Regions from separate parts of the Homo sapiens genome. Here region 1 is linked to region 2. The links are chromatin contacts, found by Hi-C in ENCODE. All regions are on one chromosome and are shown on one strand. Each heading gives the region's core, a stretch centred on a gene start or an enhancer-like site at or near the end of the contact. The rest is flanking DNA. Distances are from core to core; before and after follow the strand shown.

Region 1 (2,871 bases), core at 367-2,866, 3.3 Mb before region 2:
GGGCAGATCACCTGAGGTCAGGAGTTCAAGACCAGCCTGACCAACATGGAGAAACCCCGTCTCTAATAAAAATACAAAATTAGCCAGGCGTGGTGGCACATGCCTGTAATCCCAGCTACTTGGGAGGCTGAGGCAGGAGAATCGCTTGAACCCGGGAGGCAGAGGTTGCAGTGAGCCGAGACTGCGCCCATTGCACTCCAGCTTGGGCAAAAAGAGCAAAACTCTGTCCAAAAAAGAAGGCCATGTTATCTATATCAGAGCAAGTAGCAGTCTTAAATGATATAATAAATATCAATATGAGACACATTAAACACTTCATAAATTTTATGATAAAATTAATATTTGTTAAGAAAGAGTAAGTGCCAGGCTCTTTGCAAAGGACTTTACCTGGAGTCTCTCACTGAGTCCTCAAATAACAACCATGAGAAACTTAACAGCAGGATTCCTAATTCCTAAACAGAAGCTGAGATTAGTGAAGGGACTTACTCAAATCATGATGCACACATTTAGTGGTTCTATCTAATAAGTGGTAGTCTCCAGAGCCCTAATTTCTTATTCATTACATTGCAATGTTATTTTTTTACATATCGGAATCAAATTGTTATCGACAGCTTATTTTCAGTTACCTACATATTCACCTATAAAACTCTCTAACTTTGACATATGTTCTTCTTTATGTTACACTGTCATGACCAATTTACCTAGCGACCCACAGAGACAGAAGAGATGGCTGGGTATGTGAGGAGCTGTAAAGTCCAACTTAAGTTTCAGGAGGTACTTGTGAGAGCATGCTGTCAGTTTATCTTCTAAAGAAATACAGCCTGAGCCCACAAATCATAGCGCTTGGCTCAACAAAAACTAGTAGATATGAGTTCATTTCAGCCACGGGCAAAGGTAGTTCTTTCGCGCTGCAAATTATTGCAATTGTTGTCACTTGTCCGTGGAAATGCACCCTTATCCCTACCACTGCTCTCTTGGTCTCCCGACCCCCATTTGCGCTACCTTATCTTGGAATCTGCTCTTTTGCATCTGTTTCATATCCAGTCTTGTGCTCTCCTCCACTCTCCCAGCTCACACAGCCAAACGCCTCCAGGGGTGTTTGGAGGACACTTCTCGAGGCACCACCGTTCACCAATCCCATCCAGAGAGCCTTGAAGGCACCTTTTCAGGTGGAGAGAACACCCAGGAAACCCCTTCGCTTTTCCGGAGGTTGCTGGGGCTCCCCCTTCTCACCGCCCCCGGCGCCCGCAGAGCAGCGGAGCCCGCAGGTCTGGGGTCACTCGCGGTCCCTCTGCTGCCGGGACGAGGGAGACCGCGGTGGGTCCCTGACAGACGCCGCCCCTGGCCCGGCTCAGCCCCGCAGGAACCTGTGACTCCGGCCCCGCCAGCCCCGGTTACCTTGTCGTTGTCCAGCCGCGTCTCCAGGATCTTATGCAGCTTGCGCGACAGCGGGTTGCAGGTCGTCGCCGAGGTCCCGCCTGCCCCATTGTTGAGGCCGTTGGCAGCCCCGGTCGCAGACACTGCGACCACTTCCCCGCTGCCCTCTGCCATAGCGCTGCGCGTCCCGCCCCCTGCTGCCACCTCAGCCAGGCAGGGACCACGGAGGCAGCGCGAGTATTGCGCATGTGCAAATCGGCCGCGCATGCGCATCGGCCCCGGAAGTCTTCGCCGGGTAACCCTGCTTGGGCTCTCAGAAGCGTGAGGGGCGGAGAAGATGTGGGGGGCGGGACAAGACCCTCAGGTAGAAGGAGAAAATTTATAGGATTAGAGAGGACTTTGGAATTATGGATCTGCGACCTTCAGAGCTAATTAGATGACAACCAAATGTAGTATGTAAAATACACCATGACTTGTGCCTGGCATATACATTCAATATAAGTTAACTGAAAGTTTAAATTACATTTGCCTTATCTGAATTCATTTTTTTGAAAATTATTTATTGAAGGCATAGTATGTGCCAGGTACTCTGGTAGGCATTGGAGAATCTACATTGTGTGTCTGAAACAGACAAAGCTGTTAATAGATGTTATTAGGTTGTGATGAGTGCTCAGGGGATGAAGTAGTACAGTGAAAGAAAATGGAGGGAAAGGCCCACTTCACTCAGGGAGGTTTGGAGAGGAGTTGACACTTAAACTGAGATTTGAAGGAGAATCAGAATGTGAGGAGAAATCATTCCCAGGCAGAAGAAAGTGTGTAAGTGTACAGGCCTCAAAACAAGATGAACTTGGCCCTGACACAAATGGACCAGAGCCCATGTAGCTGTAAAGTAATGGATAAAAATGTAACAAGTTGAAAAAACTTCCCGGGAAACTCTGGAAAACAAACATCATTGCTTTTTTTCTTTCTTTTCTCAGTTTTTAAAATTTGGATCAAAATAAAATCGCTGGGCTTCTGTGAATTATTTGTCAGAAACACTATTTGGCTCTTGTCATAAATTTTCCTTGTTTCATATATGTCTATGTACATAGTTATATTGTATATCAGACTTAAGGGAAAATTACCTATTACAGAGGTCACATAAAGAAAGCACTGACAAAACCACTCATCTCTACTCTAATGAAGAAGAGAAGGCCCAACTATCCAAAAGAAAAAAATATACAAAAAGCAGCAATATCTAGGTATGAATTCAACAAAAAATACAGAGAACCTAGATGAAGAAAACTTTAAAATGCTACTGGGAGAACATAAAACTTAAATCAATGAAAAAATATATTGTTCTCTTCAACAGGAAGACTCAATATTGTAAGATGTCTTTTCTCTTTCACAGATAAATTTAAGTTCAGTGTAACCAAAATTAAAATATCAAAGGTTTACCTAAGGTGTATATATCCAAATGAATTTGCATATATACAAAGCAATAATATAATGTAG
Region 2 (3,111 bases), core at 359-2,858:
GCTGGGACTACAGGCATAAGCCACCAAGCCTGGCCAATATTTGCAAGACTAAAGAAATATTGACATACAATTTCACAATATGGAACGGAAATATGAGTTCAAGAAGAAAAGAAATGATGTAAAATTTCCTTCTGTTAAAAGCTTGTTCATGTAGTTTTAAAAATTGATGATTTTAGATATTAAATTGGTATTTAGATTCCACTGGCTACATTTAAAAGTTATATAACTTTTATTTTAAAATGTTAATTTATAATAAAACAGAAGTTGCTTCTTTTGTAACTATTTAAGTCAGATGAGAAATTGTGATGGTCAATCCAAAAACGTGGAAGTGAGAATACAGTCATAGTCTTTGGGGACTCCTTTGGGGGTATAAGAGCAAAATCATTTTGAAACCACTGTATTAATATATTCCTAATAGGTTTTGCTTTTTGGGATGACTGACTGCTACCTTTCTGAGATTTGAGGGAGTCACTTAACTGGTCCTAAGGCCAGGCGCGGTGACTCACGCCTGTAATCCCAGCACTTTGGGAAACTGAGGCAGGTGGATCGCTTGAGGTCAGGAATTCGAGACCAGCCTGGCTAACTTGAGGTCAAGCTTTCAAGACCAGCTTGGCCAATATGGTGAAACCCCGTCTCTACTAAAAATACAAAAATTAGACGGGAGTGGTGGTGCACAGCTGTAATTCCAGCTTCTCTGGAGGCTGAGGCATGAGAGTCGCTTGAACCTGGGAAGCAGAGGTTGCAGTGAGCCGAGATCATGCCACTGCACTCCAGCCTGGGCAACATAGTAAGACTCTGTCTCAAAACAAAACAAAAACACAACAACAACAAAACTGGTTCTAAATGCTCCGGGCAAGTACATACTGCTTTTTCTTTTTTCTGTTTTTTTTTCCCTAAGGCAGCCCTATTGAAGAGTCTGTCATCTACAATATTTTACTAATTTAAAAACACTTGTCAAGAAGGGTAAAGTATGTTCATCTTGATTTTACTCTTTGTATCCCGGAATCAGGAACTAACAGTTTTATGATAGTGATATAGACTTTACACACACACCAAGACTTAAAACACGTGGTGCAGGCGGGCTTTTGGAAATTAACTGTGCTCTGGATACAGAAGTCACAAAGCTCAGGCTGCAGAGACATTGAGGGGATAATCAGCCTTTATTGTCTCTCGTGCACTGTGCCCAGCGCTCCCTCTAGCGGCTACAAGCGCTCACTGCCCACACTCTCTACTAGGCTCTCCGGAGGCCTCGGTTTCGCTGGAGAGAAAGAGATTGCGCAGGCGCCGAGCAGCCGACGTGGCCGCAGGGGACCGTGCCTGGGGGGGTCTGCGCGGGGCCGCTGACTCGCGAGGTTCTCTGTCGCCTGCCGCCCTCGCTCCTTTTCTCCCCTTCTAGAGTGTTACGGTGACTCTTGGGTCCGAAGGGGACGGACGTCCTCCCACGTACCATTTAGAAGGTCAGAGTGGGCAGAACCTAGTCTGAGCAGGCCGGTGATGAATCCGCTGGCAAGACGCGCGCGTGGGTACTCACGTGACCTAGGCTGCGGCGGCGGCGTGCTGCGGGCTCTGTGGCGGGAGCGAGGCCGACGGGCGGGGCCGCGCGGCCGCGTGACGCGAAGCGTTCGAGAGCGCGCGTCGTGGAACGTCTTGGTTGCCACGGCAAGCGCGCGCGCGAGGCCTTGGGAACCTCGGGACCGGCCCCCGGCGAGCGCAGCGGCGCCCAGTGTAAGGGAGTGGGAGCTGGTCCGTGCCGCGGCGGCCGCGCAGGGAGCTCTCGAGGCAACGCCGGGGCGCCCGAGGTCTGGAAGGCGCAGGTGGGGCGCGGGGGAGTTCACCCCTGCGCGGTCCCTTGGGTGGGCGGGGTGGGCGCCCCAGGCCCCGCGGACTCGGCTGGGAGGCTGAGCGGGCGACGGTCACGGGACAAGGGTGGAGGGGGTGGGGACCTCATCCGAGTCTCAGAGATGGAATTTTCGAGGAAGGGAGCGATTTCGAGAGAGAATAGTTTGAGAAGTTGTTCTCAGTCCCTTCTCTCGCGGGAGTGTGGTATTTAGGGAAGCTTCGGCCTCTTAACCCATGGACTGTTAGGATGGAGGGAATCCTTCCCGCTCGATTCCTATCGCGGAGTCCTTTCGGAGCATCGCTATTGATCATTCTCGCCGCCCCAACCCCGTTGTTTACTTTGGCTTCGCAGATCTCTGTGGTCTTTTGCCCTCCCGCAGCGCCCATGGCCCCGTCAAGGTTGGGCAGCCTTTCTCTGCAAGAAGGCCCACGAACAACTGCGGTTATATTGGGATGGATTGCGCGTGATTTTACTCTTTACAATACATTCTTTCATGCTTCCTAGGGATTGAGCTGCGCGGCGGATCCCTCCGACTTAATTCTGGGCCTGAGAAAAGTTTCTCTTGGAATGCGCAGTTTCGTGACGCAGCATTATTGCGTGACTCTAGGGCTGACCCAGTTTTTCACTTTCTAATTGTAAGGAAGTGCGCTAGTAGTCCACCGAGGATCCTCGAGGTTGGCCTTATTGTATCATAATTTAACGAATTTGCGTTCCAGGTTGTTACAGCCTTTGAAATAATGGCCTCATATTTAAGAATGTAGCAATTTTTCTTTGAAATTTCCGAAAGTGGGGAAAAAAGTAATAGAAGACTGCACCTATATGGAATTATTTTCTGATTCGCAGTTCTTTATAATCGTAGACTTAATTTGGTGGCTTTATTGGACCTGTTTGAAACAGGAAGCCTTTCTGTAATGTGGTTTCGGGTCGGCTTCACCTCTGGCACTCTCTGAAACGTCGTTGTCTATGGTTTCCCTAAGAAGCTAGAATGAGCGGGATGCTACGGAGGGAGGTGTATACAGGTGTTAGACAAAGCCCCCTCCGCTTTTTTGGTAAAGGGCCAAATAGGCATTAGATCAACTTGTGCTAGCTCTAAGGAGTTAAATGCGGTATTATTAAAGACTGCTTGTAATGTTGACTGTTAAGTGAGAGTGTTACTTCTTTCAGTGTTTATGGAATCGAACTAAATTGCTAGGTATTTTAATGCAGAATTTTACCTTTTCTCGGGTATTTTTTAAGACATACACAGACATACATGTAGTTATGTTGAAATA

What was found. Hi-C counts contacts between places; a loop is a spot of excess contacts on that map. Pooled maps may share reads with other maps.
Region 1: a loop to region 2 is called in a map of CD8-positive, alpha-beta T cell, with 25 times the contacts of the local background. The contact joins the promoter of COG6 here to the promoter of SPART-AS1 in region 2. A Hi-C loop is called at or near these places in 2 of 168 maps with a recorded cell type or tissue (CD8-positive, alpha-beta T cell and naive thymus-derived CD4-positive, alpha-beta T cell) and 8 of 50 pooled maps.

What each region holds. Positions count from the first base shown.
Region 1 is chr13:39,654,407-39,657,277 of GRCh38, reverse strand. COG6 (component of oligomeric golgi complex 6) reads right to left here and starts at 1,616. Exons shown (of 19, transcript NM_020751.3): 1 at 1,399-1,616. The coding sequence starts at 1,551. RefSeq lists a silencer at 1,303-1,352.
Region 2 is chr13:36,344,928-36,348,038 of GRCh38, reverse strand. SPART-AS1 (SPART antisense RNA 1) reads right to left here and starts at 1,608. Exons shown (of 5, transcript NR_045181.1): 1 at 1,532-1,608. It overlaps SPART (spartin), which reads left to right and starts at 1,645. Exons shown (of 9, transcript NM_015087.5): 1 at 1,645-1,814. RefSeq lists a silencer at 1,747-1,796.